Regions from separate parts of the Homo sapiens genome. Here region 1 is linked to region 2. The links are chromatin contacts, found by Hi-C or POLR2A ChIA-PET in ENCODE. All regions are on one chromosome and are shown on one strand. Each heading gives the region's core, a stretch centred on a gene start or an enhancer-like site at or near the end of the contact. The rest is flanking DNA. Distances are from core to core; before and after follow the strand shown. Region 1 holds the start of RCCD1 (RCC1 domain containing 1). Region 2 has its middle 32 kb from the start of ZNF774.

Evidence for each region. A loop is a pair of places that touch in the nucleus more often than their neighbours do. ChIA-PET counts read pairs that join two places held with the same protein, here RNA polymerase II (POLR2A). Pooled maps may share reads with other maps.
Region 1: a loop to region 2 is called in a pooled map, with 3 times the contacts of the local background. The contact joins the promoter of RCCD1 here to the enhancer-like site in region 2. A Hi-C loop is called at or near these places in 2 of 50 pooled maps. POLR2A ChIA-PET finds 5 or more read pairs at or near these places in 3 of 52 experiments (A673, HepG2 and WTC11).

Annotation. Positions count from the first base shown.
Region 1 is chr15:90,953,529-90,960,134 of GRCh38, forward strand. It overlaps RCCD1 (RCC1 domain containing 1), which reads left to right and starts at 1,356. Exons shown (of 8, transcript NM_001017919.2): 1 at 1,356-1,420; 2 at 3,084-3,372; 3 at 3,585-3,975; 4 at 4,076-4,197; 5 at 6,372-6,470. The coding sequence starts at 3,207. UNC45A (unc-45 myosin chaperone A) reads left to right here. Exons shown (of 20, transcript NM_018671.5): 20 at 1-565. The coding sequence ends at 188. RCCD1-AS1 (RCCD1 and UNC45A antisense RNA 1) reads right to left here and starts at 965. Exons shown (of 2, transcript NR_170325.1): 1 at 807-965. RefSeq lists enhancers at 1-213, 1,038-1,592, 1,393-1,502 and silencers at 1,723-1,852, 3,083-3,312, 3,433-3,482.
Region 2 is chr15:90,316,860-90,323,206 of GRCh38, forward strand. No RefSeq gene overlaps it. Among named protein-coding and RNA genes, the nearest start is that of ZNF774, 32 kb to the right of the region's middle. RefSeq lists an enhancer at 3,195-3,304. Within about 2 kb of position 3,277, at least 6 of the 41 ENCODE cell types and tissues checked have a DNase peak (open chromatin) inside an H3K27ac peak, as active enhancers do.

The sequences.
Region 1 (6,606 bases), core at 106-2,605, 630 kb after region 2:
CTGTGGTGGTGCTGAACATGGTGGAGGCCTCGAGGGAGATTGCCAGCACCCTGATGGAGAGTGAGATGATGGAGATCTTGTCAGTGCTAGCTAAGGGTGACCACAGCCCTGTCACAAGGGCTGCTGCAGCCTGCCTGGACAAAGCAGTGGAATATGGGCTTATCCAACCCAACCAAGATGGAGAGTGAGGGGGTTGTCCCTGGGCCCAAGGCTCATGCACACGCTACCTATTGTGGCACGGAGAGTAAGGACGGAAGCAGCTTTGGCTGGTGGTGGCTGGCATGCCCAATACTCTTGCCCATCCTCGCTTGCTGCCCTAGGATGTCCTCTGTTCTGAGTCAGCGGCCACGTTCAGTCACACAGCCCTGCTTGGCCAGCACTGCCTGCAGCCTCACTCAGAGGGGCCCTTTTTCTGTACTACTGTAGTCAGCTGGGAATGGGGAAGGTGCATCCCAACACAGCCTGTGGATCCTGGGGCATCTGGAAGGGCGCACACATCAGCAGCCTCACCAGCTGTGAGCCTGCTATCAGGCCTGCCCCTCCAATAAAAGTGTGTAGAACTCCACTGTGTGCCCTGTCCTTGGGCAGGGAGGGCTGCTGTGAGTGGGAGTCTCTGAGTGGGTGAGTGTGGGTGAGTATGGGTGTGAGCTGGGCGTGGGTGAGTGTGCAACGGAGCTTCACAGTGGCAGACCCACCTCCATGGAAGGAATCCAATGGATTCCCCAACCAGGGCCCACTGAGTTGCTTCTTAATCCTACTGGAGGGACAAAGGGTAAGCCTAGGAAGCTAATCAATAAGAAACTCACCAGGTGCGGTGCCTCAAGCTTGTAATCCCAGCGCTTTGGGAGGCTGAGGCAGGTGGATCACTTGAAGTCAGGGGTTCGAGACCAGCCTGGGCAACAAGCAAAACTCTTTCTCTATAAAAATACCAAAAAAAAAAAAAAAAAAAAAAAAAGAGCAGAGTGTGGCGGCATGCACCTGTAATCCCAGCTACTCGGTAGGCGAAGGTTGCAGTGAGCCCAGAGCGCAGCCTCCCAAAGTGTCGCCTGGGCGACACAGCGAGACCCTATCTCAAAAAATATTAAACTATCCCAAGAAATAAGTCGTTTAGGGTAGAGACTCCCATATGCTGGGCCTTCAGTACGTTTGTCTTTATATTGGGAGTCCTCTGTGGCCTCCGCTGAGGGCGCTGGGGCGGGGGTTGGGGTTGGTGGCCAGCTGAGCCTGGTTGAAGGGCGGCTTGGGCCCCGCCCACCACCCCAGCACGTTCGAGGAGGGCTAAGCCCAGCGTGAGGCTCGTTGGCTCGACAGAGGCACGTGACGGGTCCTGAGCCAATCCGTGGAAGGTAAAAGCTGCTTCCTGTTGGGGCATGAGTCCGGCGCGTGTCGGGTTTTGAGCTGCCGCGGTCCCGGGACTGAGGTGGGTGGCGGGGTCCGCCCGTCTTGGGCGTCACTCCTCGCCAAACCTTTAGCTCAAGTCTTAATGAATGTCCTCTCTGTGGTTCTAATCCGAGCTCCAGCCCCACGGGTTCCTGCAGGGGCGGGACCACCTGGCCCAACCTCTGCCTTGGTCCAACGCCCCCGGTTTCCTCCAGGGCCTTGGTCCAACGCCCCTCGGAGGTTTCAGCCCATTTCACAGACCGGGCCGCAGGGCCCCGGCGTAGGCCTCGGGACCGGAGAGGCCCTCAAGGGGAGTTGAACAGGGCTGCGGCCGCCGCGCCCCGGGCGGCGACGTCACCGCCCTTGCTGGTGATTGGCCGCCTCGCGCCGCGCGCCCTTCAAACCTTTTCTCCCCGTGGCTGTCGGCGCCCGCTGGGCGGGAGGCCTTTCCGGAGGCGGCCGCTCTGCGCCTCGGCGTTTCCTCCAAGGCTGCCCACCAGAAGGACCTGCCCGAGAGGGTAGAGGGCATAGGGTCAAGATCAAGGTCAGAGGCCCCCTTGGGTTGGGAGAGGACACGGAAGGGGTTAGGAGCCCAGGAACTGGGGTCTCAGGAGAGACCCAGGATCTGACTTAAGAGGCCTGAAAATGCCCATGCAATTCTGCTTCAGCCCGGGTGCAGCGGCTCACGCCTGTAATCCCAACGCTTTGGGAGGCCGAGGCGGGCGGATCACTCGAGCCCAGGAATTTGAGACCAGCCTGGGCAGCATAGCGAGACCCCTGTCTCTATTATATTAAAAAAAAAAAAAAACAAACCCGCTCCAGCCGAATCTGCTTGAAGTTGGCGTTGCTGTTGTAACCACCAGACTGTTTGTCTCCCCATTTAACGGTTAGCTCCTTGGGAGCAGACAGCTGTCCTCACTGGCAGAGGAGGAGCGCTCAGTAAATGCTCGCTGGACGAATAAATGGCTAGATAAGGTACAGTTGAAATTCTGTCTGTATAAGTTTCTCAAAACCAGTAAGATGTCCAGGGATAATTTTTTTGTCAACACTAAATACTGGATTCAGTAAGCTAATACTGTGTGTTTATCATGGCATGTACTCGCACCAAACCCTTTATTTGCATTTATTACAATTCTGTGAGGAAGGTTCAAACAGCACCGCCCCCACCTCCCTTTGTAAACTGAAGAAACGCAGTTGGACTCAGGTGGATTGGCTGCGGTCCCAAGGCCCCGCTGAGTTGCAGAGGCACTGCCTCCCAAACGCTCTTCTGCGTTCCGCTGTGGGGAGAGGGGCAGAGCACTGTGTGTGGAGTTGGTGGGACCTGATTTCAGCGCTCTGCCCCTCTCTGTCTGGCTGTATGAGTGTGTAAGGGTTACTTTGTCTCAGAATCTCCTCTGTAAAACGACCATTTTGGTTCCCAAGATTACATGGGATAAAGTGCCAGATGCTGGGAAGCTGCGGGACGGGGTGGGGGTGTCGGGGGCGCTCGGATCCTAGTCCAATGCCTAAAGGACAGGCCACTTCGTACCCACTTTGTGGCACGCTGAGCTTGAGCCAAAAGGGAGGACAGGGAAAGTGCCTCTAAATATTTGAGCATCTTTGTAAATCCGGTAGGGCATTAGTCAGGGCGCCTGCTCAGCGAACCTTCGTGGCACGGACTCTGCCTTTGTGGTCGGGAGAATGATAGTTTCTCCATTTTACAGATAAGGCAGCTCCAGCCCCTGGAAGGCCAGAGACTTGCCAGTGTCCCACTAGCGGGCTCTTCGCAAGAATCCCCCCGGGCCCGCCGCAGCCAGGCGGCGGCCGGCAGAGGGCGCTGCTCGGGCATGGCGGAGGAGCGGCCGGGGGCCTGGTTCGGCTTCGGTTTCTGCGGCTTCGGGCAGGAGCTGGGCTCCGGACGCGGGCGCCAGGTGCACAGCCCCAGTCCGCTGCGGGCGGGCGTCGACATCTGCCGCGTGAGCGCGAGCTGGAGCTACACCGCTTTCGTGACCCGTGAGCACTCCCCGCCCCGTCCCCACTTATTCCAGCCGCGCTCCCCAGTCGCCTCCCCGCACCGCTGTGGCCAGTCCAGTTTGTCTCCCCCGTTCAGGCCGCCAGCCCCACATTCTGGGTTGGTCCCCAATTCGACCCCTTCCCAGGAACACCCCGCTCCCCCCATCCCCGCCGCCTCCATTCTGGCCACCCTGCTCCAATCCGCCCCGCAGGTGGAGGCCGCTTGGAGCTGTCGGGCTCAGCCAGCGGCGCGGCGGGCCGCTGCAAGGACGCGTGGGCCTCGGAGGGGCTCCTCGCGGTGCTGCGCGCCGGGCCGGGGCCGGAGGCGTTACTGCAGGTCTGGGCGGCCGAATCGGCGCTGCGTGGGGAGCCATTGTGGGCCCAGAATGTGGTGCCCGAGGCCGAAGGGGAAGACGATCCGGCCGGTGAGGCCCAGGCTGGGAGGCTACCCCTGCTGCCCTGCGCCCGTGCCTACGTGAGCCCGCGGGCGCCCTTCTACCGGCCTCTGGCTCCGGAGCTGCGGGCACGCCAGCTGGAGCTGGGCGCCGAGCACGCGTTGCTGCTGGACGCTGCTGGCCAGGTGTTCTCCTGGGGCGGGGGCAGGTGAGCGGAGGCGGGGGCAGGTGAGGGCTGCTGATTGGAGAAGCAAGCGGAGCGGGACCCCTTAATGCGACTGTAGCTGACGACGGTCTCCCTTGCTCAGGCATGGACAGCTGGGCCATGGGACCCTGGAGGCAGAGCTGGAGCCACGGCTGTTGGAGGCGTTGCAGGGCCTAGTCATGGCTGAGGTGGCCGCGGGGGGCTGGCATTCTGTGTGTGTGAGTGGTGAGTGACTTAGTGCTTCTCCAGACGAGCTCATGATCTTGTGCAAACCTTCCTCCTCGTTTTCCAGTTTGGGTGGGGGCCTACCCAGGCCTCCTTCCAAATTCATCCATCCATCGCCCAGTCAGTTATGACTCCTAAATGCCTCTCACCCTCGGCCTCCTCTGCCTGCACCATGGCCCACTCACGCCTGGACTCTGGCATTTGTTCCTAGCTTCTCTGTTACTGGTCTCACTGCCCCTCCCCTCCTCTCCCCACCTGCTCCCAGCCAGGACTGTCTCTTAACAGTGCTGCCGAGGGAGTATGGAGTGTGAGGGGGCAGCTGAGCCAAGGAAAACGCAGAAACGCTGCAGTTGCCTAGGGGGCCATGATGTGTGGCACAGGGTGGACACTGGGGTGCCCACCAGGCACCAGGATGGTGATGAGTGTGTCCCTGTGGTGGTGCCACAGCTGGCCAGAGTGAGGAGTTTCACTTGGTGATCCAGGTGTAGCTCCTTCCTAGGCTGTTAGAGCCCATGCAGAGAGGGTGAGGCTGGGAACAGATGATCTTTGTCTGTGTCTGGGGCTCTCATTCTGGCTGCTACGTAGATCACCTGGAAGCTTAAAAAATTACCAATGCCAGGGGGCCGGGCGTAGTGGCTCATGCCTGTAATCCCAGCACTTTGGGAGGCCGAGGTGAGTGGATCACGAGGTCAGGAGTTCGAGATCAGCCTGACCAACATGGTGAAACCCCGTCTCTAAAAAAAAATACAAAAATTAGCTGGGTGCAGTGGTGTGCGCCTGTAGTCCTGGCTACTCGGGAGGCTGAGGCAGGAGAATCGTTTGAACCTGAGAAGCAGAGGTTGCAGTGAGCCGAGATCGTGCCACTGCACTCCAGCCTGGGCGACAGAGCGAGACTCAGTCTCAAAAAAAAAAAAAAAAAAAAAAGAAAAGCTACCAGTGCCTTCCTCCACACCATATTCTCATGGAATGGGCCTGGGCTGGTTGCCAAGCTCAGGAAACCCTGGGCTGAGCCTCGCCAACGTGGCAAAACCTCGTCTTTGTACAAAAAATATAAAAATGAGCTGGGCGTGGCGGCTCGTGCCTGTGGTCCCAGCTACTCGGGAGGCTGAGGCTGGAGGATCACTTGAGCCACGCGTGAGTGGAGGTTGCAGTGAGCCAAGATCACACCACTGCACTCCAGTCTGAGTGACAGAGTGAGACTCTGTCTGTCTAAAAAAAAAAAAAAAACAAAAAAAAAAAACCCCAACCTTGGGCTGGAGAGACCAGAGGGCTGGAAACAGCCCAGTGGGACGCCCTGCACTCAAGGTCCAGAAGGAGTTTGAGGCCTTAAGTTTAGTGTAGAGGCTGAAGCACGGACACATCCCACCAGACTTCCTAGTTTCAGATCATTGCTCGGGCCCTGGGACCTCGGGCCTGGTACTTAACCCCCTCTGTGCCTCAGTTGTGAATAAAATAGGGATCCTGCGTAAATGGTGATATTGTCATAAAACCACCTGTAGGGCTATTGTGAGAATTAAGTGATTATATTTGAAAAGCATGTGAAACATCAGCATGGATTAAGCACTTCATAAAGCAGCTATTGTTAGAAATTTTTAGAATTAGGCAGCTGTTCCAACCAAAAAGCTCCAGTGTTGTGGGAGGCCAGGAAGGGGAGAGCTGCACGTGGCTTTCATCAGGACCGGCTGTGGGTGCAGTTGAAAAAGGGGCACAGGCCGGCCCAGTGGTTGTTTTATTTACTTATTTAGAGACAGGGATTTTGCCATATTGCTGAGGCTAGTCTCGAACTTTTGAGCTCAAGTGATCTACCCATCTCAGCCTCCCAAAGTGCTGGGTTACAGGCATGAACCAATGCACCTGGCCCTGGCCCAGTGGTTTTGAAAGGGAGACCACTGCGGTACTTCTAGGGATACATTTCTGAAATGAGGGGCTATTTGGCAGCATAAGAATGGAAGTAGAAGGTCCAGTAAGGGACTTAAAGGGTGATCTGAAGGCATTGAGGGGATGTGAACCTAAGACAAGCCCCTGGGGCCCGAGGGGAAGCGCCTTGGCCTGGAGTGCTACCTTGGGCAGGGCAGGCTTTAGTTGTCCCCAGGAGCGGATGCGATGGGGAGGAGAGTTTGGATGGATGCAGGGGCTTCACAGTCTGTTTCATGTGTCCCCTTGATCTCTTTCAGAGACTGGGGATATTTATATCTGGGGCTGGAATGAATCAGGGCAGCTGGCCCTGCCCACCAGGAACCTGGCAGAGGATGGAGAGACTGTCGCAAGGGAAGGTGAGGGTCATCTCGGCTCCCACAGCCGTCTCCCCAGGATGTGGCTGTCATTCCTAACTCCTGGCTGTATGCTGGCCTCAGAGCTACACTGCTCAGATGGAGCATGTGAGCCCCTTATGGGAGGGAGCATTGGCAA
Region 2 (6,347 bases), core at 2,027-4,526:
TCGGCTCACTGCAACCTCCAGCTCGTGGGTGCAAGCAATCCTCAAGCCTGGCTAATTTTTTGTTTTTTTTTTTTAGTACAGACAGGGTTTAACCATGTTGGACAGGCTGATCTCAAACCCCTGACCTCAAGTGATCCACCCGCCTCGGCCTCCCAAAGTGTTAGGATTACAGGCGTGAGCCACCACGCCCAGCCCATTAATAATTTTTAAAATGCAAATGAAAGCATATATATATATATATATGTATGTATATATGTACGCACACATAATATTTATCCTATAGTATTGGGTATGGGCAAATTTTTTTAAGTGTAATAATTCACAATGGTGTTGGTAAGAAAATAATTCACTTTCACACTGTTGGTTTTAGTATAAATTGGAATATATCTTGTAGATGTAATCACAAAAATATGCCAATATATGTACAAGAATGTTTATTACAGCAATATTTATAACCAAAAACAGAAAAACAACCAAATTATTTAAATGTTTGTGGACAGAGGCCTAGCTTTAAAACATATGGAACATCTATACCTTGGAATTCTATTCAGCCATTTAAAAAAAATGAGGTTGATTTCTACATACTTTAATTAATTAATTAATTAATTTACTGGAGACATAGTCTCACTCTGTTGCCCAGGCTGGAGTCCAGCGGCACGATCTCGGCTCACTGTAACCTCCACCTCCTGGGTTCAAGCAATTCTCCTGCCTCAGCCTCCCGAGTAGCAGGGCTAATTTTTGTATTTTTAATTTAATAGAGATGGGGTTTTGCCATGTTGGCCAGGCTGGTCTCGAAATCCTGACCTCAGGTGATCCACCCGCCTCGGCCTCCCAAAGTGCTGGGATTACAGGCATGTGCCACCACACCTGGCCCCTTTTTTTTTTAATGTATATGCGTATGGTGTAGAGGCCAAGAGGATAAGTTCTTCTTGGCCTTCTGAAGTTTCCCTGAAAAATCAACTTGGAAAAGACAGGTTAATAAGAGAAAAAGCACACAGATTTATTTAACAAGTATACAATTAATGAAGATTCAAAGATACAGGTGGAATTGTCCATTTTTATGCTTAGGTTTAACAAAGTATGGAGAGCCATGTAAAAATATGATTGGGCCAGGCGCGGTGGCTCACGCTTGTAATCCCAATGCTTTGGGAGGCTGAGGGGGGCGGATCACCTGAGGTCAGGAGTTCAAGACCAGCCTGGCCAACATGGTGAAACCCTGTCTCTACTAAAAACACAAAAAAATTAGCTGGGCATGGTAGTGGGCACCCGTAATCCCAGCTACTTGGGATGCTGAGGCAGGAGAATCACTTGAACCCGGGAGGCGAAGGTTGCAGTGAGCTGAGATCATGCCATTGCACTCCAGCCTGGGTGACAGAGCAAGACCCCATCTCAGACAAAAAAAAAAAAAAAAAAAGACGTACAAATGGCCAACAGTTATGAAAATATCCTCCATCTCATTACTCATAATGGAAATGCATAGCAAAACTACAATGAGATATATCTCACCCCAGTTAAAATACCTCTATCCATGGCGAAACTCCATCTCTACTAAAAATACAAAAATTAGCTGGGTGTGGTGGCATGTGCCTGTAATCCCAGCTATTAGGGAGACTGAGGCAGGAGAATCGCTTGAACCTGGAAGGCAGAGGTTGCAGTGAGCTGAGATTGTGCCACTGCACTCCAGCATGGGCATCAGAGCAAGACTCCATCTCAAAAAAAAATAAAAATAAAAAAATAAATAAAATAAAATAAAATATATATATATATGGACAGAAAGAATATGGTCTACTGCTAATAGACTGAGTGGGGAAACCCAGCCCAGCCTGTCTCTCCAGATTCTTGGACTTTCTCTGCAGCATTCCTTCCTTCTGGGTGAGGGGCAGGGACCTGCCGGGAATGGAGGTCTTATGATCTACAGTCAAACAAGTTAAGTCAGATAATTTTTTTTTCTTGAGACTGGGTCTTGCTCTGTCACCAGGCTGGAGTACAGTGTCGTGATCACGGCATACTGCAGCCTCAGCCTTCTGGGCTAAAGTAATCCTCCCACCTCAGCCTCCCAAGTAGCTGGAACCACAGGGGTGCACCGCCACACCAGGCAAATTTTTTAATTTCTATTTTTGTAAAGACAGGGGGTCTCCCTATATTGCCCAGGCTGGTCTTGAACTCCTGAGCTCAATTAAACCTTTGCCTCTGCCTCCCAAAGTGCTGGGATTACAAGCATGAGCCACTGCACCCACCTAGATAATTTTTTTGTTTTGTTTTTATTTGAGACAGAGTCTCGCTCTGTCACCCAGGCTAGTGTGCAGTGGCATGGTCTCGGCTCATTGCAACCTCCACCTCCTAGATTCAAGCCATTCTCCCACCTCAGCCTCCCGAGTAGCTGGGACTATAGGCACACGCCACCATGGCTGGCTAATTTTTGTATTTTTAGTAGAGATGGGGTTTTACCACGTTGGCCAGGCTGGTCTCAAACTCCTGACCTTGTGTCATCTGCCCGCCTCAGCCTCCCAAAGTGCTGGTATTATAGGCCTGAGCCACTGTAGCCGGCCCAGTTAGTTTCTTTATGGGCAGTTTGACACAGAAAGGTGGAGGGGAAATTAGAGTCATTTTTTTGTTTTGTTTTTTTGAGATGGAGTCTCACTCCGTCACCCAGGCTGGAGTGCGGTGGCGCGATCTCGGCTGACTGCAACCTCTGTCTCCTGGGTTCAAGCGATTCTCCTTCCTCAGCTTCCCAAGTAGCTGGGACTACAGGCACACGCCACCACACTCAGCTAATTTTTGTATTTTTAGTAGAGATGGGGTTTTACCACGTTGGCCAGGCTGGTCTCGAACTCCTGACCTCATGTCATCTGCCCACCTCGGCTTCCCGAAAGTGTTGGGATTACAGGTGTGAGCCACTACACCCGGCCTAGAGTAGCATTTTTAAGTTTTATGGCTGACTATAGGGAAAAGGGACTCTGATTTCTATGGGTAACCGCAGGGGAGAATGGTACTGAGAGAAAGGCATGGAAGAGAAAGTCAGAGGAAAACGTTTGCTTACGAAGCTGCTGCTGAGGTTCTCATTTTAGGCTATTGTTTTCTGAGCCCCAGCAGTGGCCAGCTGTACCATAACAATCAAGATGCATTTAAAACTTTTTCTAAAAACTAGCTCTATCCTTTAACTACTGACTTAGCCAATTACCTCCTTCTTAGAGCTACTCCTTCTCTGGGATTGCCCAGGAACCTGAGGCATATGTCATGCACAAAGGAGTCCTGTGGACATTCATACCCTTTGGAGCGGAGCCCAGGAGTCCCTAGCGGTGGTCTGTGGCTGTTTCTGCCCTTGCTCTTAACCACCACAAGGTGTCACTCTTCGCTGCTCCTGCGCGTTCCCACCAAGGCGGTAACTGCTGGCCAGAGAGGAAGAATTTCCTCTGTCCCCGCACTAGCTAATCCAGAGTCCTTACCAGTTCCCAGGGCTTCATAGTACCCAGCCCTTTCAGGCCCCCGCAAAGCCTCGCCCCGCAAGCCCGCCGCCAGCCCCAGCACTATGTCAGGACTGGCTCAGAGGAACACCCATTCCAGACAATAACAACTTTTTCTTTCTTGCCCAGGTGTTTTCAACCCTTAAACCAGACTGGGCTTGTTCTATTTTTACTTTTTAAAATTTTAACTCCTCTACTATCATTCCCAAATGGGCTTGTTCTAATTCCTTCCCGGACCATAGAGCTACAAACTTCCCCGAAGAGCGACTTCCAATTGGTTTTTAGGCATCCTTGGTGTGCCTTTCATACATAAAGGTAGGTCAAGGGTTCCCTACCTTCTCTGACAATAGAGCCTGATTGTCTCCAGTTGGAGGACCAGCCCTTAAAACAGCTAAATTCCTTTTACTTTCCCTAGAGGAAGGGGAGCTCCGTGGGGAGTCAGCTACCCGGGGGCAGACTTTCTGGCATTCTTTGGAAAAGCAGTGAAAATAAAACTCACAAGTTACATCTTCAGCAGAGTATCTGCTACATATGAATATATTGTACACATATTTTTATATGGTTGCAAACATAAAACATATAGGTCCATGTCCTGATTTTTCATGTACTGCAATGTATGTTGAGTATTTTCCCATGTCGTTGTAAATTCTTCATAAGCATTATTTGCAGTGGTTGAATGATCTTTTTTCATGATAGGGTTCTATTGTAATTTTGTAATAATTTTCTTATTTTTAGACACTGATCATTTTGTTTTTTGCTGTATTGACTATTCTTATATATTTTTATATATATTTCTGATTATTTCCTTATAAGAGACCTAGTATTGAAATTACTGAGTCAAAAACATTTGCAAGTCTTTTTATTCATGCTGCAAAAAACTTCCTAGAAAGCTTGCATCATTGTGTACTATCAACACCAAGTACCATAAGGAATGCACACCTAATTGCACCCTAATCAAAAGTAATGAAAACAATTTTATAAATCTCTCTTATCAGTGCACTGGTAAAAAAGATGTTTTAATTTGCAATTAGGCTGGACGTGGTGGGTCACGCCTGTAATTCCAGCACCTTGGGGAGGCCAAGGTAGGAGGATCACCTGAGGTCTGGAGTTCGAGACCAGCCTGGCCAACATGGTGAAACCCCGTCTCTACTAAAAATTAAAAAAAATTAGCCGGGCGTGATGGCATGTGCCTATAATCCCAGCTACTCGGGAGGCTGAGGCAGGAGAATCACTTGAACCTGGGAGGTGGAGGCTGCAGTGAGCTGAGATCCCGCGATTGCACTCCACGCTGGGCAACAAGAACAAAATTATCATCTTAAAAAAAAAATCAATTAATTACTAGTATAAATTAACATTTTAAAATTTGTATTTCTGTTTTTTATAAATTGTTAGCAGTTTTTACTTATTTATTTACTTAGAGACGGAGTCTTGCTCTGCTCCCAGGCTGGAACATAGTGGCAAAATCATAGCTCACTGCAGCCTCCAACTTCTGGGCTCAAGGGGTCCTCCTGTCTTGGCTTCCCAAAGTACTGGGATTACAGGCATGAGCCATCATGTCTGGCCCTTTTACTCATTTATTTATTGGGATCTTAATTTTAAAATCCATTTGTATGACCCCTTTATTTATTGAAGATACCAATCTATTGTCTGCTATATTGTTATAAGTGTTTTCTCAATAAATATATTGCTTAATTTATAGTTTTATGAATATTTTTGTCACAGGCTGAACCCCCAATTTTGGGATTCAGTCAACCTGGGAGGCCACGTGGGTTCTTGGCTTTGCACAAGAAGGAATTCAAGAGCAAGCCAACAGAATGAAGAGAAAGCACATTTAATAAGAAAGTAAAGGACTGCTGGGCTTAGTGGCTCACGCCTGTAATCCCAGCACTTTGGGAGGCTGAGGCGGGTGGATCACCTGAGATCAGGAGTTCAAGACCAGCCTGGCCTGTTAACATGGCAAAACCCCATTTCTAGTAAAAATACAAAAATTAGCCGGGCATGGTGGCACGCACCTGTAGTCCCAACTCCTTGGGAGGCTGAGGCAGGAGAATCGCCTGAACCCGGGAGGCAGAGGTTGCAGTGAACCAAGATTGTGCCACTGCACTCCAGCCTGGGCGACAAAGTGAGACTCCATCTCAAAAAAAAAAAAAAAAAGAAGCAAGTAGAGGATTTTGGGAGGCTGAAGTGAGTGGATAACTTGAGCCCAGGAGTTCGACACCGACCTGAGCAACATACGGGGACCCTGTCTCTACAAAAACATTTAAAAAGTAGCTAGGCTTGGTGTTCTGCACCTGTAGTCTCAGCCACTTGGGAGGCTGGGGCGGCAGGATTGCTTGAGCCCAGGAGGTAGAGGCTGCAGTGAGCTATGATCATGCCACTGCACTCCAGCCTTGGCAACAGAGCAAGACACTGTCAGTAAATAAATAAAGCAAGCAAAATCCCCTGGTGACCATCCAGCAGGCTCCAGAGACAAAAACTCCTTATCTGAGGAATTTAGAAGTAATTAGACTTTCCTATTATCTAAAGACACTTGGTTCCAGGCCTCTTTTCAACTTAAAATGTGTGAGTAACTAGGATTTCTGTACATCCCCAGAATGCATGCATGCCGAAACTCATTGTTCAACCCTTGCTAACATCAAGGCAACAAAATGTCTAAAAATGTAATCATTTATCGTGCAAGTTACCCTTCATCTCCTGCTTTAGGTCCATAAATATCCCTAAGGAAAAGACCACCGCAGTGGCTCAGTGCTCTTGCTGACGTGCCCCACTGCACTTTTCTGCAACGTTCCTTCTTTCTATGGTAATAAAACCTGTACTGTTGTCAGTAAATTCTTACCAACCCTCAAGTTGAGTGTTACCGGAAAGGGGTCCCAGTCCAGACCC